Regions from separate parts of the Homo sapiens genome. Here regions 1 and 2 are each linked to region 3. A link is an interaction called in ENCODE POLR2A ChIA-PET data of the cell type or tissue named here. Cell type or tissue: OCI-LY7. All regions are shown on one strand. Region 1 has its middle 72 kb from the start of TMCC3. Region 2 has its middle 91 kb from the start of TMCC3. Region 3 has its middle 15 kb from the start of MIR492.

Region 1 (8,000 bases), 97 kb after region 3:
TATGGCAGGCCTTCCAAGGGCCAACCACGGAGAGAGAGGCTTAAAGTAAGAGGAGGAAAACTGCAGGGAACGGATAAATAAGTTAAAACACATTTATTTTCAGAAAACATGAAAACTTATCACTTTTCTATTCATCTTAAATAATATAGGTTTACTATATTATTCCTCTCATTGGTGTTTTTCTATTTTTTAATCCTTTTTTTTTTTAAGAAAAAAAGAGGATTATAAGAGGAACTAGTTTATTTACAGCGGAAGGAATTCTGATTTGCATAAATTCATGGTTCAGATTGTTAGCCAGACCAGCAAACTGTTGTTTGCTGAACATCTATTCTCTGTGAAGTACTTTGCTGAACGCCAGAGGGGGTGCTACAGTAATTAGGATGCTTTTGGGCCAACGCATTGGCTTAAGCAATAAGGAAGTTTATTGTCTTCCCTAAGAAGTGGGGCTGTCTCCAGGCCCAGTATGCCAAGCTGCTGCTCTCCTCTGTGATTCTCGTGGCCTAACCCCCTTATGTTTGATGGCCTCATCTTTAGATCAGGAACAAGATGGCTCTAGCAATCCTGGCTATCACATTCAGATTTGGTAACATCCAAGGGGGAAAAAAGGGTTGTCTCTTCCTTGTGTGTCTTACATGTGAAATCGTCTCTCCCAGAAGCCCCCATCAGACTTTTCTCACATCCCTTTCACCAGATTGGATCATATGTGCATTTGTAAACCAGTCACTGGCTGAGGAAGTTGCCACTGTTGGCTTAGATCAGGGGTAGGCAAACTACAGTTAGCTGCCTGTTTTTATAAATAAAGTTTTATCGGCATATCCCACGCCCACTCATTTACATATTGTCTTTTGCATTGCAGTGGCAGAGTTGAGTAATGTGACAGAGACTGTTTGGCCCACGAAGCCTAAAATATGTACTGTCTGCCACTTTATAAAGCAAGGGCCAATCTTTGGCTTAAAACTAATCATTTGGGGCATATATGTTGAAAAGGCAAGCACAGCGGCCACTGTAGATACAAAAGAGGTATAAAATATGATCTTATTCCTCAAAGAGATTACTGAGGGAAATTTTATATATAGTAGAGACGGGGCCTCACCCTGTTGCCCAGGCCGGAGTGCAGTGGTGCAATAGTAGCCTCACTGTAACCTTGAACTCCTGGCCTCAGGGGATCCTCCTGCCTTGGACTCCCGAAGTGCTGGGATTACAGGTGTGAGCCACCATGCCTGGCCCAGAAACGATATTTTAGTGCATTAAATAGCTACAAATGCTCATTATAGTTTAATACCCAAATAAAAGGTATTTCATACATATTTATAATTGGAAACTATGTAGGAAACAATGTCAATTAATTTGTGTCCCAAATGGGTGCTGTTATTTATTTCATTCTACTACAAAGTAGAAAAACAGGCAAACCACTCTACCCACTTACCAAGCTACATTTCAAAGAAATTATGAAAATGGACATCAGATAAAGAAAACCTAAGGACATGAAAGCATTTTTAAAATTCTAGGAAAAAATAACAATAATATTTAAAAAGAAATTCTTATGCAGATTAAGAAACCATGCTGAAAAGGAATAGAAAGTGATAATGTTAACAAGTAGCGCAGTGAAGGCACAGCCTCTCAACTCTTATTTTGCATCTCCTTTTTCCTTCATGGAAATTGATCTAAAAACCAAAGAGAGTAAAGCAAGCAGTGTTTAAAAGAGTCATGAATAGGCAACACAGGGAATCTTTGCAGAGTTAGAACCGTTGAATATCTTAACTGGATTCGCAATTATACATGAGTGATAAAATTGTATAGAGGTTCACATACAAAAATCCAGGTGAAACAGGAAATCTGAGTAAGATGGGGGGAATTATATCAAATGTCAATTTTATGGTTGCAATATTATACTATAGTTTTGCAAAAACAGTTGAGGGAAACAGTACAATGTACAAGGGATCACTGTATTATGTTTTACAACTCCATGCAAATCTTTAATTATCTCAGCAAAGTTTTCAATTAAAAAGACAAATGAATTAAAAGGACACTGAAACACTGGATAGGTGGAAAGATGTGAAGAAAACCCAGCTGATTACATCCCACATGTAAAGGAACTGACCTCAAAGCAACTGTTAGTACTCTTTTTTTTTTTTTTTTTAATTTTATTTTATTTTAAAGACGAGGCCTCGCCATGTTGCTCAGGCGGGTCTCAAACTCCTGGCCTCACGCCAGCCTCCCACCTCTGCCTTAAAGAGTGCTGGAGTTACAGGCATGAGCCACCACGCCTGGCCCTATTAGTAAATTTGGAAAGGTTATAGAGAATAGGAGCGATCCTAAAAAATAGGAAAATGCAGGGTGTTGTTCCACTTTTTCACAAATGGTCTTTGACATTTCATGTAAACCCTGACAAGTTTATAATAGATCCTCAAATATTTGTCAGCAATTGGAGAAGAATAAAGAGATCACCAGGAACCCATAAGGGTTCGCTAACAACACTCATTATGGTAACCAGGCTCAGGGAACAATATCTAGATAGTGAATCTCAGTTTCAGCAAAGCAGTCACAAAACTCCTCATTAAAATATTGAAAATAAGATTGTATACTTATTTGGAGACAGTCAAGTGGATGATTTTTGCCAGAAAATGTTGATTCTGTTGGTTTTAGACCAAACTAAAGTAATGCCTGTAATAAAGAGCCATGTTATTAGTAACTTGGATAAAAACAAAGAAGACTTTATCAAAAAATTTGCAGCTGGGCTGGGCGTGATGGCTCACATCTGTAATCCCAGCACTTTGGGAGACTAAGGTGGGTGGATCACTTGAGCCCAGGAATTCGAGACCAGCCTGGGCAACATGGTGAAATGCTGTCTCTACTAAAAATACAAAAATATTAACCTAGCATTGTGGCATGTGCCTGTAGTCCTAGCTACCTAGGAGGCTAAAGTGGGAGGATCACCTGAGCCCAGGAAGTCAAACGAGTTGCTGCAGTGAGCCGTGATTGTGCCACTGCACTCCAGCCTGGGCGACAGAGTGAGACCCTGTCTCAAAAGAAAAAACAGAAAATGCAGCTGATATAAACATCTCAGAAAGATACCTCATTATGATAAATGACAATTTCAGATTCTATGGAAGTGCTGACATAATAGGCACAAACTAATAAAGCTAAATAAAAAAGCAAAAATTGTGAAGTCATACATTTAGGTTTCAAAGAGTGATCATAAATGTACACGATGAAATAGAAGCAGCTTTATGGCACTTCATTTGGAAAGAAGAAATCAGAGGGATTTAATTGGTGCTGTAATTGGCTGGGCCTTGCCACATAGCATGCAAACAACTGGGAGTAAACCAGGACTGACTATGGGCAGAATCTGGAAGAAAAGGATAGATTGAGTGGGGAGGGCATGATCGGGGGAGAAGGGAAAGGAATAAAGAGATCCACTTTGGCCTCACAGAGTGCTGGGTCAGTGGCTAGAAGGAATTGCACCCAAGGGACTGACTGACCTAGTGACTGGATTTTGAAGCATCCAGGCTATGTCGACAGAGTTCCTTCAAAATGATGAACATATCAGGAGCAACAGAGAAGGGCTGGTAGGAACTAGGTAGAGGTTCAAAGTTGAACTCTAATCCCCCCTGGAAACTGAGGAAAGCCCGAGTCCCAGGACTCTGGGAAGAAAGGGTGAGCACTCCAGCAAGGCCAAGGAATGGGCTACATTGGGGAATGTGTATCAGGGTTAAGGACACTACCTTTGGAGCCTGCCAGAGTACTCTGTATTCACCCCTTCCTTCCAGTGTGCCTTGCACTGGTTACTGGACATTTCTGAGGCTGGGTTTTTGCCTTGATTCAATGGGGAATTGTTGGGAAAATTAAATATGGTTTATTAGATGGTTAGGACAGCTCCTTGAATTGTGGAATAGAAGTTCTACCAGGCACTTTGGGCTCTATTTTACAGACACAGATGAATTCTAGAACATATTTACCTGTTAGGAGGCATTTCCGGTTGCAGAAGTGACTCTGAATCCTGTGTATTAAAATCACTTTGGGAGCATTTTTTAAAATTCTGATTTTTTTAAAGGATACTCAGAACAATTGACCCTGAATCTCTGTGGTTGGACTCAGCCATTCATAGTTTTTAAAGCTTTCCAGATGATTTTAACTGTGCAGCTAGCATTGACAGCCATTGTCTTACTCTATTATCAATCCTGGTTGTCATTGGTTCAGGGCCCAACTAAATCTGCAGGGGGGCCACCTCATTGGAGACAGCTAGGAGTAGCTGTGGCCAGTGGAGACTGATGGCCAGCTGTGAGCTTGAGATGAGCGAACAGGGAGGGGCAGCTGCTAAAACCCCCCCAGACACATTCACTAATATGACCCATCTACTTGAAGAGAAGCACTCTATGGAGAGAGGAAAGAACAGTCACACTGAACTCTGAGGTGACCGAGGCACATCTGGGGTGTTGTATTCTGTTTTAGGAAGAATACAGACAAGAGGAGAACTTTTTTCTGGGCCTTTGGATTGAGCTGGGAAAAGTAGCAGCATCAAGAAAGGCATCACATTGTCTGCTGGAGCGCAGGGCATTTGCTATGAATGATGAGTCTGGGGAGCCTACGGTATACGAAGAGGAGAAGATAATCCAAGTTCAGGAAGTACAGCAAGAAGTCAAGAGATGAGTTTTGATGGGCATTCTCTCAGGCTTAGGGCTGAAAATTAGAAACAGGGTTGACTGACAAAGACAGAAAATGTGTGCGTTGATAAAAGCCAGTTGAGAAATAAATTCGACAGACACTGAGCGGTTAGCATACTCCCCTGGGTCAAGGGCATATTTAAAACTCCCAAAACATACCCAGTGAAAGGGGAGCAGGATGATAAGGAGCAGTGACCATGTCTGGTGAGTAACAGTTGAAGAACTGGGGGTGGTGAGCTGCAGACTGCAGAGCTGAGCGGGATGACAGCTGTCTTAAGATACTTGAAATATTCACTTGTAGAAGAGGGTTTTGGTCCACTGAGTAGACATTACAGGAAATCAGACTTTTGGTCAATAGTAGGAAATTGCTTTAGTATCAGGAACTGAAACTAGAATAAGATTATGTCCTGTGAGGTAGTAAACTCCCTGTCACTAGAGATATTCAAGCTGATATTGTAGGAGTTACTAGTATTATGTGGTAAGTAGGACTAGATTAGTGGGAGGGTTTCAAGTCCTCCAGTCTTATTCTAACAGGCCCAACTCAACTCTTATTTGATTTAAATGTGTAATATGTTGTAGGATTTTATTTATTTATTTTTGAGATCGAGTCTTGCTCTGTCGCCCAGGCTGGAGTGCAGTGGCGCCATCTCGGCTCACTGCAAGCTCTGCCTCCTAGGTTCACGACATTCTCCGTCGTCAGCCTCCTGAGTAGCTGGGACTACAGGCGCCCGCCACCACGCCCGGCTGATTTTTTGTATTTTTAGTAGAGACAGGGTTTCACCGTGTTAGCCAGGATGGTCTAGATCTCCTGACCTCCTGATCTGCCCGCCTTGGCCTCCCAAAGTGCTGGGATTACAGGCATGAGCTACCGCGCCCAGCTGGATTTTATTTTTTAAAGGGATATGCCAAAAAAGAGAAAGAAACTAGAATTATTAAAATTATTTTAAAAGCTTTTTAATTGACGATAATTGTATATATGTAAAGGGTATGATGAAATGTTTTGATATATGTTTAAGTTGTGTAACAATTAGATCAAGCTAATTAACATAGCCATCACCTGACATACTTATCTTCTTTTTGTGGTAAGAACATTTAAAATCTACTTTAAAAATAAATAAATAAAAGAGAGACAGTGTCTTGCTCTGTCATCCAGGCTGGAATGTAGTGGCATGATCATAGCTCACTGCAGCCTTGAACTCCTGGGCTCAAGAGATCCTCACACTAAGCCTCCTAAGTAGCTGGGACTACAGGCGCACACCACCATGCCCAGCTTATTTTTGTATTATTTTGTAGAGATGGAGGTCTCACCATCTTGCCCAGGCTGGTTTCCAACTCCAGGCCTGAAGTTACCCTCCCACCTTGGCTGCTCAAGGTCCTGGGATTACGAGTGTGAGCCACTGCACCCGGCCCTAAAATCTATTTTAGCAAGTTTGAAATACGTATTATGTTATTATTAATTATAGTCAAAATTCTGTGCAATAGATCACTAAAGCTTATTTCTGTAGTCTAACTAAAAAAAAAAAAAAAATGTTGGGACAAAGTCTCACTCTGTTGCCTAGGCTGGAATGCAGTGGTACAATCATATCTCACTGCAGCCTTGAACTCCTGGGCTCCAGCCATCTTCCCACTTCCCCTTCCTGAGTAACTAAGACTACAGGTGCATGCCACTATGCCTGGCTAATTTTTTAAAATGTTTTTTTTATAGAGACTGGATCTCGCTATGTTGCCCAGGCTGGTCTCAAACGCCTGGCCTCAAGTAATCCTCCCATCTTAGCCTCCCAAAGTGCTGGGATTTCAGGTGTGAGCCATTGTGCATGGTCTGAAACTTTGTACCTTTTGTTCAGCGTCTTTCCTTTCCCCATCCCTCTCCCCGTCCCCACCCCCAGCCTCTGGTAACCACCATTCTACTTTCTACTTCTATGAATTTGACTTTTTTAATGATATGATTCTTTGATTTCCATTACAAGGAAAGACACGATGACAAATATTTGATCAATGAATGCTGCTTGTTTGCATAACCAACTAAGAGATTCAAGCATGTATGTAAATACGGACTCTTTTTCAATGCAGGTGGGGTGACATGGAGAGTCCGTAAATTTACTTTTCTTGGTCTTGTAGTTTGGGAAGCATCATTGGCTATCTGCCTTAAAAATTTAAGCTATTTTATGTTCCTTTCAACAAATGTGTGTAGTACGTACCAAGTGTAAGGCATCATCCTGTACTTTGACAATTGGAAACCTTCTCTCCCCAACTTCTACCAATTGGAAGTTAATTTCAGCACTGAAACCACCTCCCATATTTAACAAGAGCATCACAGCACAACAAATATAAACAGTGATGACAGTGAACATTTATCCGTTGCTTCCCCAATATGATTTCTCCCTTCTGTCTTCCTAATAACCCCCATTTCCATTCTTAACTAGGGCAGAACCAAGACACACCGACAGTTAAGCTGATTTGTCTGTTCCCTCAGATGGATTTGTGATGACATTTCTGATGACATTTTACACTGCCATTGGTCTCACTGTGCTACTGATAGTTCACTAGCTTCATAAAGTTACCTCTTAAGCAAGTTTTATATATTGATGGACTCTTGTCCAGTTGCCTTTTGGGAGACAGAGGAATATCCTGTAATGACTGCTGTATCTCTTACCATGGGTTGCTTTTTTATTTTTTCATCAATGAAGGAACTCAGTGCTGTACTCTCAGCTATTTAATTTTTCTTTCCTTCCTCATTAAAAAAACAAAAAACAAAAAACAGAGCCAGGTACGGTGGCTCACACCTGTAATCCCAGCATTTTGGGAGGCTGAGGCGGGCCAATCACAAGGTCAAGAGATTGAGACCATCCTGGCCAACATGGTGAAACCCCATCTCTACTAAAAATACAAAAATTAGCTGGGTGTGGTGGTGCATGCCTGTAGTCCCAGCTAATTGGGAGGCTGAGGCAGGAGAATCGCTTGAACCTGGGAGGCAGAGGTTGCAGCGAGCTGAGATCACGCCACGGAGCGAGACTCCATCTCAAAAACAAAACAAAACAGAAAACCTATTAGTGATCAATTTCAAATTAATAGATACATAAAATTCTAAATGTAATTATTTTTTAAAAAACCCAGTAAGATAGAAGGAGAACCTATAGATTGAAAGACTTAAAGGACATATTAACCAATCATTATATATGGTCCTTATTTGAATCTTGATTCAAACAACTGTAAAACAAAACAAATGTTAAACTAAATTTGGCCTGAGACTGCCTCCATACCATGAGTCCCTACTTAACAAGCTAACCTAACTTAGAATGTAAATAAACTTGAAAGCCTAATTTAGGAGTGTATTTT
Region 2 (8,000 bases), 77 kb after region 3:
GCGGCATACAAACAGGTTTGAAGTTGCTTGCTAAGAGAATCCAGGAAAATAAGTTATCTCTTTAAGTTTGTTCCACCTGAGTGAGCCAACGCCATCATGCTCATGTCCAGTGGAGTCATTAGCAGCGCCTTAAAGAAGAGAAGCAGGAGTGCCAGGAACTGCCTGGCTCCTGCTCACCCTGGATTTGCCAGGATTCCTGCCTTCTGCCCTCCCTGCGGGTCAGCCCCGTTCAGCTCCATTGCCATATGCACTGAGTAACTTTTCATCCTCTGCAGTCTCCTCATTGCCTTTCTCAGGCAGCAATTCATAGCTTATGTTGGCTTTTCTCTCCTTATTTTCAAAGCTTTCTCTGGGTGGAAAAAGCAGGATATTTGGAGTCAGTCTGGGTTTGAATCCTGACTTACCAGCTAGGAAATTTTACTTAAAAGTGGGGATCATGAACAAGTCTATAAATTTTTGTGTGATGAAGTCTTGTTTCCTGTGAAGCTGTTTATTTTCCACCATTAACGAAGGATGTTGTGTAGTCTCGGTGCATCTAGGAGGACAAAACTGGGAGTCTTGGGGATAAAGTTAAAATGAATTTAAAGCTAAAGTTCAATTGGGGCTCTGTTTGTTTTTTTAAATTGTGGCCGGAAATTAGCCTCTTTGAGGTTTTTCCAGATTTATTTTCATGAACAAGTTAAATTTCAAATTGTCAATATTCAAGAAAACATGACAATGTTGTTGTTTAATAATAATAAAAATAAAATGACTCCAAAAAAATGGGGATCACTAATAACCTTGTCCTAAGACTACTGAGTTTGAGATATTATAAGTGCAAAATGGTGCATCTGTAGCTGCTTTAAGCCTTCATTAGCTCCCCTTTGCCCATGGAATAAAATCCAAGCCCTCTTAGATTAAAACTCGGGGTCCTCAGTCCCTCCCCTTGTCTTCCTTCCCACCCCCATTACCTCCCGCCCAATACCCCGGCTCCAGGCCACCTCTCACCTCCCTGCATCTGCTTTACACCGGCCCTTTGCTCAGCTAAAGGGTTGTTCGTTGTTTAAGACTCAACTGAGCAAAAGAAGCCGGGACAAAAGTGTACATCAGAAGATTCTGTTTTTATGAAGTCCAAGAACACACAAAACTAATCTGTAATGAAAGAATTCAGAAATCGGAGAAGGGGGAGGGATTGATAGGAAAGGGATATGCTGGAACTTTCTGGGGGTGATGGAAGTGTTTTAAACCTTGTTTTTGATGGTGGCTACACAAACATATGCAGTTGTTGAAACTTATGAAACTGAATACTTAACATCTGTGCATTTTGTTGTATATTAATAATACCTTTCAAAAAATAAGTCATGTACATAATCTTCTCCAGAAAGCTTTCCCAGGTGAAATTTAGCCTCTCTTTATGTCCCCAACTCCGTGCACTCATTTCTGTCCTTGCATTTAGTACACTGCATTGTAAGTGTCTCCTTTTTATGGGTTCTGTGCTCTTTTAGTCTGTAAGTTCCTGTAAGGATTCAGACACTTGCTACCTGTGGAACCTTGGGAATGCTGCTCAACCTTAACCTGTCTATGCCTAAGTTTCCTAATCTAAAAATGGGAAAATAATAGTGTTTCCTACATGGGGTTATTTTGATGATGAAATGAGGATATGTATGAAAGGACCCAGTATGTAGTAGGCACTCAGTAATTATTAATCCTGTAACAGGGCAGAAAATGTATTCACGTTACACTTAGTGCAAAGAAAGGATAGCTTTATTTCTATAGCTAGCCCAATCCTCATTTGAGCCCCTCTTTTCTCCTAAGCAGGATAGCAGAGGAAAACTAAGTTTTATTCCAGTCTGATAACTCTGTCTCATCTAACAATTTAAACACCTAATAAATTATTTTAGTAAGTATTGATGAGAACAAAATGCATATCACTCGTTTTCTTCAGGTTCACTAAGAGCTTTCTGCAGTACATTGATTTAGAAGGTAATGCACAGTTTGAACCATTTCTGATTCCAGAAAACAAACAAACGTGAAGAAACCCTACTGTCTCTTGGCAGTTTGCAAATAGGTCATTAGTATCAACCATTATTATGCAGGAAAAAAAAAGTGAGCAAACCTTTTGACCTGAGTGTGGAAAACAAGATCTTTCCCCTGATGTTCAGTATGAAGAATGCCCACTCAAGAGCTGGGGGCCTCAGGCAGGAAGAAGATTAATCATGTAGCACCTTCCACTGTGACTTGACTATGCTGCCTATTCCAGTGGACTCCAAACAAGTGTGCAGATTAATAATTCATGCTGGCAATGACTTTGACCTCCCTGAGTCGTCTCCCTGATTAGCCAAACATTTAGTCATGGCCATAGATAAAGAGTAATTAAAAACTAAGGTCTTCTTTCTAGCCATCTCTGCACCCAACTGTAGATAGATACATCCTGGCCTCTGGCTGAATGTCCTTAGGTTGAATCCTTTTCCTTTAGCTTCACCCTACTGCATTGATTATTTCCTGTTCTGATTGCCAATCTGCAGTGACGTGTTCAAACCATGCCTGTGGGTACAGGAAGGTTACCTGGTGTGGGCTGAGAGTTGTGGTCATGGCCCTCCGCCTATCCAGATTCATTCAGATTCTGTACCAGCCTCTGAGGAGTGTGTGGGTGTCAGATAGGCCGGGTATCTTATGTGCCACAGGCTTGGACAGATCTCTGAACCTTCCTGAACCTCAGCTCCCTGGGCCTCCAAACCCAGACCAATAGTTTCTGCCCTGCCTGCCTCACAGGGGAGGAAGTGACAATACTTGGTAAATGTTTACAGTTGAAAACACATTTAAATGTAAATTGTTTTTGAAAGGGCAGATACTGTGTGATATCACTTATATAAGGTACCTGAGAGGAATAAAATTCACAGAGACAAAAAGTAGACTGGTGATTGCAGGGCCTGAGGAGATGGGCTAGAGAGTTGTTGTTTCAAGTTGTTGTTTAATGGGTACAGAATTTCAGTTTGGGATGATGGCTGTGTATCAGTGTAATACCACTGAACTGTACACTTAAAAATGGTGCACATGGGCTGGGCGCGGAGGCTCACGCCTGTAATCCCAACACTTTGAGAGGCCGAGGTGGGTGGATCACGAGGTCACGAGTTCAAGACCAGCCTGGCTAAGATGGTGAAACCCCATCTCTACTAAAAATACAAAAATGAGCTGGGCGCGGTGGCAGGCGCCTGTAATCCTAGCTACTCGGGGCAGGAGAATCGCTTGAACCCGGGCAGCAGAGGTTGAGTGAGCCGAAATCGCACTGTTGCACGCCAGCCTGGGCAATAGAGTGAGACTCCGTCTCAAAAAAAAAAAAAAAGAAAAAGAAAAAGAAAAAGGTTCACATAAGCTGGATGTGGTGGCGTGCACCTATAGTCCCAGCTACTCTGGAGGCTAGGGCAAGAGAATCGCTTATGCCTGGGAGTTCAAGGCAACATAGGGAGACCCATCCCTTTTAAAAAATGGTTTAAATTGTGGTGTATATTTTACTATAATTTTTAAAAAATGTTAGTCGTCGGCTGGGCGCGGTGGCTCACGCCTGTAATCCCAGCACTTTGGGAGGCCGAGGCGGGCGGATCACAAGGTCAGGAGATCGAGACCATCTTGGCTAACACGGTGAAACCCCGTCTCTACTAAAAATACAAAAAATTAGCCGGGCGCGGTGGCGGGCACCTGTAGTCCCAGCTACTCGGGAGGCTGAGGCAGGAGAATGGCGTGAACCTGGGAGGCGGAGCTTGCAGTGAGCCGAGATTGCGCCACTGCAATCCGGCCTGGGCTGAAGAGCGGGACTCCGTCTCAAAAAAAAAAAAAAAAAAAAATGTTAGTCGTCTTAATGTTCCCATACCTGCAAGTCTTCACAAGCTAACCCCGAATAGCATCCTTCCTGCCACTCCTGGTCCTTAGAATAGGATGCCAAACCCTCAGTCTCCTATGGCTTTCCCTCCTCTGAATGCACTGGTTGAATGGAGATGTTTGAGATGATCAAGTCTGTATTGAGCCCTGCCTTGGGTCAGGCACAGGACATACAAAGATCAATAGATGCAGTGCCTCAGGTCTGGTGTGGGATGCAGACCAGTCAACGGGGCATTTTGATACAGTGTGGGAGAGGCTGTGATGGGGTGGCCAGATTCTGTGGGAGGGCAGGAAGGCTTCCTAGGGTCCTGAAAGGCATATTGGAGTTAACCAGACCAGGAAACTGTCAGAGGCACAGCCGCTGCCTCCATTTCCCTAATGCTCCATTTACTCTCATCTCTGCCTTTGCTGGTGCTCTTCCTTTGGCTAGAATCCACCCTTTCCTTTCTTTCCCCATTAAAAACCCCCTCATCCTTAAAGTGCCAGCTGAAGTGCTGCCTCCCTTCTGGAGGCATTCCCTCCGCCCAGCTGGAATGACTCTCCCCTGCTCCTGAGCTCCCACAGCCCCCTCTTAGGTCCCCATTCAGCACATGTTTCATTCTGTCAGGTAATCCAGCTCTTTATATTTCTGTCTCTCTTGTTGGATGAATTTTGGGACTTTTATAGTTCCAAGTAAGAAAAACCAACAGGAACCAGCTGCAGCATAAAAGAGTCATTTATCAGAATACAGGGTGTCTTCCCTGGACCAAGATTGTTCCTGGCTGTCCCTGCTCATCTTTCCCCTTTCTCTGTCTGCTTCCAATCCACGTGGCAGAAGCAGGTGACATTCCACAAATTCCAGGTCTGGCCCACTTTTACCTTTCAAGAGCTCAGCCCAGGGAAGGTTTCGATGCTACTTGGGTCATTGATCACCCCTTGACCAATTAACTGTGGCTAGGGAAGCAGGATCACATGTACACACGGTGGGGGGCAAAGCCCATGTGCCTTGGGGAAGAGAATCCCTTAAGTCAGCGTGAGCTGAGTTCTGTAGCATTGAGCACTGCAGACTACTCAGCCCTTATAGCCCTCTTCCCTGGCCTTCCCACCCTGCTCCCCACTCCACCTCCCCTGTGGTTTTCTTCCTGCCTCTCTGGCCATTTCTTCATTTTCTCTCTCTCTGTCTCTGTTTTTCTCTTTTCTTTTTTTTCTTTCTTTCTCTCTCTTTCTTTTCTTTCTTTCTCTCTCTCTCTCCTTTCTTTTCTCTCTTTCTCTCTCTCCTTTCTTTCTCTCTTTCTCTCTCTTTCTTTCTTTTTTTCTTTCTTTCTTTCTTTTCTTCCTTCCTTCTGTCCTTCCTTCCTTCCTTCCTTTTCTTTTCTTTTCTCTCTCCCCTCTTTTCTTTTCTTTTTAGAAGCAGGGTCTGGCTGTGCTGCCCAGGCTGGAGTGCAGTGGTTATTCACAGGTGTGATCACTGTAGCCTTGAGCTCTTGGACTGAAGAGATCCTCCTGCCTCAGCCTCCCAAGTAGCGGGAACCATGGGCATGTGTCACCATGCCTGGCTCCAGTTTTTTCTCTGTGGATGCTGCGCCTTAATTCATCCCTGGTATTAGTATTTTCTATAGTTTCACTTATGCATCTACCCGTTTTTTCATTTTCTTTAGATGATCTCATGAAGTCCCATGACTTCAATTGCTATTTGCATTCAAATTATAGTTACTGCTTAGATCAGAGTGCCTGACCCATAGATTCTGTTATCTGGTGATCATCTCCATGAGATGTCCCAAGTGCCAAAAACTGAATGTGCCTTGTGTCTCTCACCCCTTCCTGACACTCCCATTCACCTGAGCCTCCTGCATTCCCTGCCTCTGTGGACAGCATCACCAGCCACCCCCTGTCACATCTGGGAGTCACTTTCACTGCTTCTCATTCTTTACCTGAGAAATCCAGTCTGTCACCAGACCCTTTCCCCATTACCTCCTAAACACCTCTGAAATCCATCCACTGCTGTGGCCTTAATTCAGGCCTTACTGTCTTGTACTAGACTCCTGTGCCACCTTGCAATTTGCTTTCCCATAGTGCAGCCCATTTAATCTTCCTATATAAAGAATCTGGTTATGTCAGTCCCTTGTTTAAAATCCTTCAGTGGCTCCTCATTGCTACTGGGATGAAAGTCACACTTTGATGTGCGATATACAAAAATCTCCATTGCCCACCTGCCCGTCTTCATCTCTTGCTTTCTCTACAGCCTTTGTGGCCCATTAGCAGTTTCTGAATGTGCTCTGCTCTCTTAAGATTCCTTTTCATGCTTTCTTTTCTTTTTTAAAAAATTAGGCTTTATTACTTACAAATGAAGCCTTAATATAAGAGTAAAAATGTATAGACCACTTCTCAAATTATAAAGGGAAAATAAGAGATCATTATATTCAGGGGCAATATACTTATCACTATGGTATCTGTTTAAAAAGCTGCTGTAGCAAAGACATGGAATCAGCCTAAATGCCAAGCAATGGTAGACTGGATAAAGAAAATGTGCATATACACCATGGAATACTACACGGCCGTAACAAAGAATGAGATCATGTCCTTTGCAGCAACATGGATGGGGCTGGAGGCCATTATTCTAAGCAAACTAACACAGGAACAGAAAACCAAACACTGCATATTCTCACTCACAAGTAGGAGCTAAACACTGAGTACATGTGGACACAAAGAAGGGAACAGAAGATGCCGGGTCTACTTGAGGGTGGCGGGTGGGAAGAGAGAGAGGGTTGGAAAACTACCTGTCAGGTACTATGCTTATTACCTGGGTGATGAAATAATCTATACACCAAACCCCCGTGACACACTATATACCTATATAACAAACCTGCACATGTACCCCTGAACCTAAAATAAAAGTTAAAAAAAGGGCCGGGCGCGGTGGCTCATGCCTATAATCCCAGCACTTTGGGAGGCTGAGGTGGGTGGATCACGAGGTCAAGAGTTTGAGACCATCCTGTCTAACACGGTGAAACCCCGTCTCTACTAAAAATACAAAAAGTAGTGGGCCACGTTGGTGGGCGCCTGAAATCCCAGCTATTCGGGAGGCTGAGGCGGGGGAATAGCGTGAACCCGGGAGGTGGCGGTTGCAGTGAGCCGAGATAGCGCCACTGCACTCCAGCCTGGGTGACAGAGTGAGACTCCATCTCAAAAAAAAAAAAAAAGAAACACTTCTTTATATTGATAAATTTAGGGAGTTGCTTTTCAACTCAAATTTGAATTTGATGTTAATAATTTTAAATTAAAATGCTATTTAAATACACTTGGACAGAGATAGTTTTCAAGTTGATATGCTTTTGCTAAGATAAAGAATTGTCAAAGTAGATGCAAATGTAAGAGAAAAATGATTTATTGATGGTTGAGCTGCGGAAACTTTTAAATATGTTTCAAACAATTTAGGTATGTGAAACTACTCTTATAAATATAAGTTTTATGAAATCTAATGTATCTCAAGTATGTCTAGTAAAAATTTAGCTCTTGAAATAAGATGTTTTATAAGTATAAAACACACACTGAATTCTGAAGGCTTTGAAAGCCTTCAAAGAAATGGAAACTATCTCATTAGTAATTTTTCTAATACTTACATGTTGAAATGGTAATTTGGATATAATGGATTCCTATTTATTAAATTTACTCAAGATATCATATAAGTAACCACTGCTATTAAATTAAAATATTACTTTGTCCTGTAAACCTTGTACCTAATGCAGCAGGTAATCATTATTACTTCAGTGTAAGTTACCATAATTTTTCATCCATGCTGGCTGCCTGGTGAGATACTCTTCTATGGACCAATCACCAGTGCTTTGCTCTGTTTAGCAGCAAACTTTCATAAGGTATTCAAAGATGAAAGTGAGCAAAAAGTGTAGTTTTGTACCACAGCATGAAAATTTGAGGTTGCCAAAGTCTTAAATAATGATTTTTAAAAATTATCCAGTTAGCAAAAGTACTTAAACAGGCTGGGTGTGGTAGATCATGCCTGTAATCCCACTTTGGGAGGCCAAGGCGGGTGGATTGACTGAGCCCAGGATTTCAAGACCAGCCTGGGCAACATAGCAAGACCTCATCTCTATAAAAACTATAAAAAATTAGCCGGGCACTGTAGCATGCACCTATAGTTCCAGCTACTC
Region 3 (8,000 bases):
AAGTGCAGAAATCATCTGTCTTCTGGGTCACTTACGCTGAGAGCTGTAGACTGGAGCTGTTCCTATTCGGCCATCTTGGAACCCACTCAGCTGTTTATATATTTTCTTTGGTGAAATGTCCATTCAATTTTTGGCCTATTTTTATTTTTATTTATTTATTTATTTATTTTTAAGGTGAAGTCTTGCTCTGTCACCTAGGTGGGAGTGCAGTGGCACAGTCTTGGCTCACTGCAACCTCTGCCTCCTAGGTTCAAGCGATTCTCCTGCCCCAGACTCCCAAGTAGCTGGGATTACAGGCATGCTCTACCATGCTTGGCTAATTTGTGTATTTTTAGTAGAAACGGAGTTTCACTATGTTGATCAGGCTGGTCTTGAACTCCTGACCTCAGGTGATCTGCCTGCCTTGGCCTCTCAAAGTTCAGGGATTACAGGCGTGAGCCACCACACCCGGCCTGGCCTATTTTTAAATTGAGTTCCTTGTCTTATTATTGAGTTGTGAGAGTTCTTTATATATTCTGGATATAAGTGCCTTATCAGATATCATTTATAAATATTTTCACCCATCTGTGGCTTGCATTTCATTTTCCTTTTCTTTCACTGGTAAATATGTAGAGTAATTAATTAATTTTCTTAATGGTGACTTTTGAAGAGAGCTTTTAATTCTGAAGTCCAGTTAATCAATTTTTTCTTTTATAGTTTGTGTTTGGCCTTTGCCTCTTAGCACCCAAATATTCCTGTCTCTTTGGTTTATTCTTAGTTTAGATGTCCCAATTTTTACTCTTTCATTCTCCCTGGATCTACATTTATTCCTGTTTGAGGACAGAAGGCAAAGCCCAGCCTCCAAGTTCTCTTGCTAATACACTGTGTTGGGCACCTTCCTGGAATTGTGTGTTCAGGCCTTTGGTAACTATGCAGGCCTTTGGTAACTTTGGCTACCAAATCTTGAGATAGAAGGTGAAATTAGACCTTCCTCAGCAATTTACAATTGAAGTCAGATAAGAAAAATGACTGCTTTATATGCAAATTTTTCTTTTTTAAAAAATTAGTTGAGTGCTTCTCTACTTATTGATAAACATCAATAATTATAAAAATATCCCTTACATTGCTTTAAAGGTTTTCAGAGTTAATTTACCTTTATCTTCTCATTTAGGTCCTTTTGCAGATAAGAAATACAAGAGTTTAAGTAGAATAAAAGGGTATTTAACACAAATTAGTTAATATTGGAGACACAAGTATTATTTGATCATTTTTTCCAGAGTCTACCAAGAATTTATTTATTTATTTATTTTGAGATGGAGTCTTGCTCTGTCGCCAGGCTGGAGTGCAGTGGTGCGATCTCAGCTCACTGCAACCTCCGACTCCCTGGTTCAAGCAATTCTCCTGCCTCAGCCTCCCAAGTAGCTGGGATTACAGGCACATGCCACCACACCCAGCTAATTTTTGTATTTTTTTTTAGAGACAAGGTTTCACCATGTTGGCCAGGATGGTTTCGATCTCCTGACCTTGTGATTCGCCTGCCTCGGCCTCCCAAAGTGCTGGGATTACAGGCGTGAGCCACTGCGCCTCGCCCCAAGAATATTTACCATTCACCATGCAAAAATGAGTGGGAGGAGAGGGTAGCACTGGGCTCTGTCTACTAATCTGATGAAGCTCAGCTATAGTCAGAACCATAGAATTGCAGATTCTTGATGCTGAAAGGGGCCTTGAAACTTCAGAGTGCATCCCTTCACCCACCAGAGGAATCCTTAGATTGCTCTTGTTGGTTGATAATCTTCTGGCTCCCAGGCACTTTCAAAAAGAAAGCTTAAAACTTTTCAAGCCCGTGGGATCAATTCTTGGATAATTTTAAGTATTGGAAAATCATTTTATGTATGGAGCCTAACTTAGCCTCCCCTGTAAATTTCACCCGTTGGTGACACAAAACAACTAGTGCCATTCTTTATTGGCAGCTCTTCAAATATCGAAGAGTACCTTAAACCATCACTTCCATGGTTGCCACCTGTTCTATCAACTATTTTGTGTTTAATTTGGATTCCAGACTTACAGCTGTGATAGTCACTTCTTGCTAGATGCAATTCCGATTGTCTATATCTTTTGTGCCTAAATCAAACCTACACATCAGATATGGCCTGGCTGGGAGAGTTTTGTGAGCCTGTTAGCTCCTTTGCTCTGGGTGAGGGCTGCCCAGTGGTGTTAGTTACTTATCAGCTACATTGCAGTGCTGACACGTGTTGGGCTTGTGATTAGCCAAAACGCAAATTTTATTTTCTCCTGTGGATTTTGGCTAAGCCAGTTCTCTAATATCTTTTCTTATGTAATTGCTATCTTCAATATAAATGCAGGGATTTACAGTTAATATTACTATTTAACATTAATGATAATACTAGTAACTAGCATCTTTTGAGGACTTACTATATTTATCTTGTTGGGTTTTCCCCAGGATGTGCCTCTTGGGATCATTTTGAATCTTATTTCTTCCCTTTTCTTGGTTTTTCTCTCTACTGAGAGAAATGTTTGTATATTTAGTTCCTACCCATCTGGGTCTCCTGTCTGCCCAGATATATTTTAATTTTGGCTAGTTTATAGTGATGGTAGGATTGTAAGACCTCATGGAAGGAATTAAAGCCACCCAGATTTCTGCATGTATATCCATGTATTCCTCCATTGATATGGTTCGACTGTGTCCCCACCCAAATCTTATCTTGAATTATAGTTCCCATAATCCCCACCTGTTGGCCATTGGGGCAGTTATGGTTGGGTGGCCTGATGAGGGGGTCAAGATGCTTCCCCAAGTGCCTAATTTTATGTAAGCTTCTGGTGCTAGCAAAAAGGAGCCTTACATTACAGATAGATATTGAGGATTCTGGAAAAAATTTCCAGTCATAGAACTAAGATAATGCTCTAGAGATTGGAGTCTTTGGAGATAGTTTTTCGAGGACCCTGCCACCATCCAGCTTCCTCTCTGCTCAGGACTCCTTTAATCTGGTGTCAGTGGATTTCTCCCATCACTTTGGACATGTTCCAATTAGATTGTAATGCACCAGCATTCTTCTCCTTGACTTAAAAAAAACAGGAGGAGAATTATATTCCTTTTGTTGATAGGATTTCTCTTATAGTGTCATCATCTTCCTTTTTCTTATGCTCCCGATCTTCTGAAATCATGCTTCCCTGTGAGCCATTCCTGAATTTTTTGGTGTGTTCCCTGAGTATGGGACACACCTCAGATGGATCCGGGGATAGTTTCTTTTTGACTTGATCCAAGATATACCTCTTCATGAAAATGTATGTTGATCAGGGACTGTGGGTATGTATAGGGTCAACATTCTCTCCCATCTGCTTTTAAGTAAGTGCTGACTTTGCCAGGCCAGGTGAATGAGCCTACAGTCATTTTAAGGTGGAAATAATTGGTTAGTTTAGACTATTTCAGCATTTCCAACACCTAGATTCTAGTAGATATTCCTTGAAAAAGGTGTTAGCAGTGGTGAGTCCATACAGGTCTGCAGCAACCTCAATTCTTCCCTCTTCAGAAGAAAATATTTGACACAGAGACCAAGGCAAGTTTTAGAGGAATGAAAGTTTATTCAAAAGCTTTACAGCAGGAATGAAAGGAAGTGAACTTGGAAGAGGGCCAAGGGGGTGACTGGAGAGATCAAGTGCATGGATTCCCCATTGACTTGGGATTTTATATGTTGTCATATTTCCAGGAGCTTGTGTCCCTTGTCTCCTGATTCTTCCCTTGGGTGGGCTCTCCGCATCCGCAGTGGCTGCCAGCACTTAGGAGTGATGCATGCACGGTATGTTTACTGGAGTTGTACGCATGCTCACTCGAGGCATTCTTCTCTTACCAGTTGAATGTTCCTAGAAGGTCATATACCAGTTAAACTTTGCCATTTTGCCTCTTTTTTGCTTGAGCCCACTGGCCCAACTCCTGAGATCTTATCAGGAAACTGCTGATTCCCAGCTTCAGGTGTTTCTATCTATTGGGAGACTGCCTTTCTCTGGTGCTGGCTGTGACCAATTATTATTTTATTTTATTTTATTCTTTTATTTAGATTCTCGCTCTGTAGCCTAGGCTGGAGTGCAGTGGTGCGATCTCGGCTCACTGCAACCTCCGCCTCCCAGGTTCAAGCGATTCTCCTGCCTCAGGCTCCCGGGGAAGCTGGGATTACAGGTGCCCGCAACCATGCCCTGCCAATTTTTGTATTTTTATTAGAGATGGGGTTTCACTGTGTTGGCCAAGCTGGTCTCAAACTCCAGACCTCAAGAGATCCGCCTGCCTCAGCCTCCCAAAGTGCTGGGATTACAGGTGTGAGCCACCGTGCCCGGCCCAATTATTATTTTAGAGAGACAGTTAACAACTGCCTGACCTCAGTGGTTGCCTGACACTCCTGGAGTGGGGCAGGGGAGCCCTCTTCTGCCCTGCTCAGGTCTAACTAGCTACCTACTATCACAAAAGGAGTCTGGTTAAAAAGGTATTGTGGCAAAAGGGAGTATAGTATGGGTTCCCCAACCTTACTTGGCCGCAACACCTTTGTGTGGCTGAGCATCTTGGGATCAGCAGCCTGCAGGACACTGGAAATTGCTGGACTGAAGGTCAGTGATCTGAGAGACAGGAAAGTACCCGCAGCGAGACAGTGCGAAGAGAGCAATTTTAGAAATACTTCTGCTTTTGTTTCTCAGTTTTTGTTTCTCGGTGCTTATTTTTAACCTAAGTAGTAGTCATTTGAAGCTCTCAGAAGCTCATGGGCTCTTATCAGATGAAAGTACCCCAGACCTTGCAGGATTAGGAACATCATCTGGCCTGAACAGAAGGTAAAATTGCTGTCTGATTTTCTTTTTAGAGAAACCTGTTAGTGAAGCTGGCGATTCAGTTCTTTCTGGTATACATTTAGGACCTGTTAAATATATATTCTGCCTCAAGGGGAAATCATATTCTAAAAAGTAAACAATTCATAGGCAATTCTTGTACCTTGAGAATCCATTAATGGCTTTCAGAAGGCAAATTTTGTTGTCAAGGGGACAGGTTATATGGGCAACTTGCTTCTATTAATACTTTTCTGGGCAGATTAACTAAATGAACTAATATTTAACTTGGTCTAATAGAATGTTAGCCAGAACAGTGCCTGGTAACAACAACAATAATACTAGCTAACATTTCTTAAGTGGTCACTATGTCCCATAACTATTATACATGTGTTAACTAATTTAATCCTCACAAAAATGCAATGAGGTAGCTGTTATTTTTACTCCCACTTTATAAATGAGAAAATATAGTAATATAGCATATTTTACATATATACAGTAATATTGTAGCAGGACGAGCTGCAGACAAAACCCCTCAGACACCGAGTTAAGGAAGGGCTTTATTCGGCTGGGAGCGTCGGCAAGACTCACGTCTCCAACAACTGAGCTCCCCAAGTGAGCAATTCCTGTCCCTTTTAAGGGCTTACAACTCTAAGGGGGTCCGCGTGAGAGGATCGTGATCGATTGAGCAAGCTGGGAGTACGTGACTGGGGGCTGCATGCACTGGTAATCAGAACGGAACAGGACAGGGATTTTCACAATGCTTTTCCATATAATGTCTGGAATCTATAGATGACATAACCGCTTAGGTTAGGGGTCGATCTTTAACTACCAGGCCCAGGGCTCAGCGCTGGGCTGTCTGCCTGTGGATTTCATTTCTGCCTTTTAGTTTTTACTTCTTTATTTGGAGGCAGAAATTGGGTGTAAGACAATATGAGGGGTGGTCTCCTCCCTTAATATAGCATAATAGTGAGGCTAGAACCAGTGATTGGCTCTGTATTCATAAGAGTGAGTAACAAAGCAAAGCAGATTTTACAGTAAGTTCTTTCTTTTTTTTTTTTTTTTTTTTTTTTTTTTGAGACAGTCTCGCTCTGTGATCCAAGCTGGAGTGCAGTGGTGCGATCTAGGCTCATGGCCCGCCTCCCAGGTTCAAGCAATTCTTGTGCCTCAGCCTCCTAAGTAGGTGGGGTTCCAGGCCCCAGCCACCACACCCGGCTAATCTTTGTATTTTTAGCAGAGATGGGTTTTCACTATGTTGGCCAGGCTGGTCTTGAACTCCTGGCCTCAAGTGATTTGCCTGCCTTGGCCTCCCAAAGTGCTGGGGTTATAGGCGTGAGCCACTGCTCCCAGCCTATAGTACAGTTCTTTAATTTTGAGATTGAGCTCAGTTTCATAAAATCCTAGGTAGCATGTAATATATAATTAATTTTGGATTACTTTGTTCTCCTTTAGATATCTATCATAGGATTTTTAACTTCTAATTTGGAATTTTTAGACATCAGTAGATAGTATAAAAATGGAATTTACTTATGTATTTATTCAACAGCCTTTTTGGGGGCCAGTTTCTGAATTTGATTTTAGGGATGCAAAGATGACAGAGCCCATAGTTCCCTGTACTTACAGAGATGTCATCAAATGGCAAAGAGGTATAATCCTTCAAGCAGTTATCATTTCTTATGCCGTGATAGGAAAAGTGGTTTCATAAATCTTACTTTAAAAAGTCAAAGAGAAAAAGTCTGTAGGCTGCCTGCCGTGGGTCTGGACGCCAGGGAGGTGTCACACCTCTCAGATGACTTTTGAGTTGTTCCCCAGCCCTGGCTCGATTTCACCCAGAGCCCTCAGCTGCAGCTGGTAGCGTAATGTTGCTCCCGAATGTGGGTTTCTTAAGGCTGGGGAGAGGGCTTATCAGGGAGAGAGATCATGTGCTGTGAAAGGAGCACCACAGGCCCCTTTGATGATCTCCTTAAATGCCCTTTTCAACAGGGTCAGGTGTGCTTTTTGTAATGCAAATGAAGAGAGGAAAGCTGAGCGCAGGAGAGTTCTCTCGTGAGGGAAAGAGAAAGGCTGGCAGTGTGCTTGGCTGTGATGGAACTCATTTGACACTGAGGACTGGGTTATTCTTGTTTGTTTGTTTGTTTGTTTTCTTTTTGAGACAGAGTCTCGCTCTGTTGCCCAAGCTGGAGTGCAGTGACGTGATCTCGGCTCACTGCAACTTTCACCTCCTGGGTTCAAGTGATTCTCATGTCTCTGCCTCCCGAGTAGCTGGGATTACAGGTGTGCACCACCTCACCTGGATAATTTTTGTATTTTTAATAGAGACAGGGTTTCACCATGTTGGCCAGGTTGGTCTCAAACTCTTGACCTCAAGTGATCTGCTTGCCTCAGCCTCTCAAAGTGCTGTAATAATAGGCGTGAGTCACCTCACCTGGCCAGGACTAGGTTATTGATCATGGTGAGCAGGGGCCAGGGCCCTGGAGGCCTGTGTTTACTCATATTAGGCCCTGGCCATAAAGCCCATGCTTCCTTGCTTGAATCAACTTTAAAGGAAAGCAGGGGGGAGGGAGGGGATAGGAGCCAATGTCTCTGGGAAATTCTGCACCAAGACTCATTTTAAGTCAGTAGGCAGGGTTCTGAGCTCTTTCTTAGAGAAGCCAACTCTAGCAGCCAACCTCGGCCCTTACTGTAATCTGAAAGTGCCATGCCCCCGAAATCCAAGTTGCTATTTGGTGTGCTGTAATGATTAAATATTCATTTGTCTAACGGATTGTGTGATTTCACAGTTTAGCGATACTCTCTAGATGAAATAATTGGCCAAAAGCAATGTTGGGAGGTTTTGTTTTTGAAAAATGTTTATTGAATGTTTCATATGTGCCAGATGTTATTCTAAGTACTTTTCATCTCCTTAACTCAGTTAAATTTCACCACAGCCCTGTGAAGTCTGCACTACTGTCCCCTGGATTTTTATCTGTTTTGTATATTCCCATATCCCAGTGCTTGGCACATAAAAGACACTCAATATTTGTTGGACAAATGAATACATAAATGAATAAATCTCATATGGCTAGACATTTTGGCTTTCCAGATAACATCATGGGAGTTGGTCCTGTGGTAGATCCTGTGTCAACAGCAAGGACAGAAAGACACAGATGTTCCAATTCTGGTTTAGAAAAAAGCTTTCAGAACTAACTGCATTATTA

The links. ChIA-PET counts read pairs that join two places held together with the same protein. Peaks named below come from ENCODE experiments on the same cell type or tissue, not always from the same donor. Only the 100,000 strongest peaks of a DNase experiment are listed, where the experiment ranks them.
Region 1: POLR2A ChIA-PET joins it to region 3 with 10 read pairs; 2 of 35 experiments call an interaction of 5 or more read pairs at or near these places.
Region 2: POLR2A ChIA-PET joins it to region 3 with 18 read pairs; 4 of 35 experiments call an interaction of 5 or more read pairs at or near these places.

The regions. Positions count from the first base shown.
Region 1 is chr12:94,718,364-94,726,363 of GRCh38, reverse strand. No RefSeq gene overlaps it. Among named protein-coding and RNA genes, the nearest start is that of TMCC3, 72 kb to the right of the region's middle. In OCI-LY7, CTCF peaks have their summits at 355 and 5,336; DNase peaks (open chromatin) are centred at 363 and 4,963; H3K4me3 peaks cover 1,916 bases; H3K27ac peaks cover 2,789 bases.
Region 2 is chr12:94,737,965-94,745,964 of GRCh38, reverse strand. No RefSeq gene overlaps it. Among named protein-coding and RNA genes, the nearest start is that of TMCC3, 91 kb to the right of the region's middle. In OCI-LY7, no CTCF peak of the experiment used is centred here; no DNase peak of the experiment used is centred here.
Region 3 is chr12:94,814,902-94,822,901 of GRCh38, reverse strand. No RefSeq gene overlaps it. Among named protein-coding and RNA genes, the nearest start is that of MIR492, 15 kb to the left of the region's middle. RefSeq lists enhancers at 4,342-4,861, 6,842-6,931, 6,452-7,091. In OCI-LY7, a CTCF peak has its summit at 4,432 (motif pointing left); DNase peaks (open chromatin) are centred at 4,411, 4,731, 5,941 and 6,771; H3K4me3 peaks cover 3,300 bases; H3K27ac peaks cover 5,310 bases.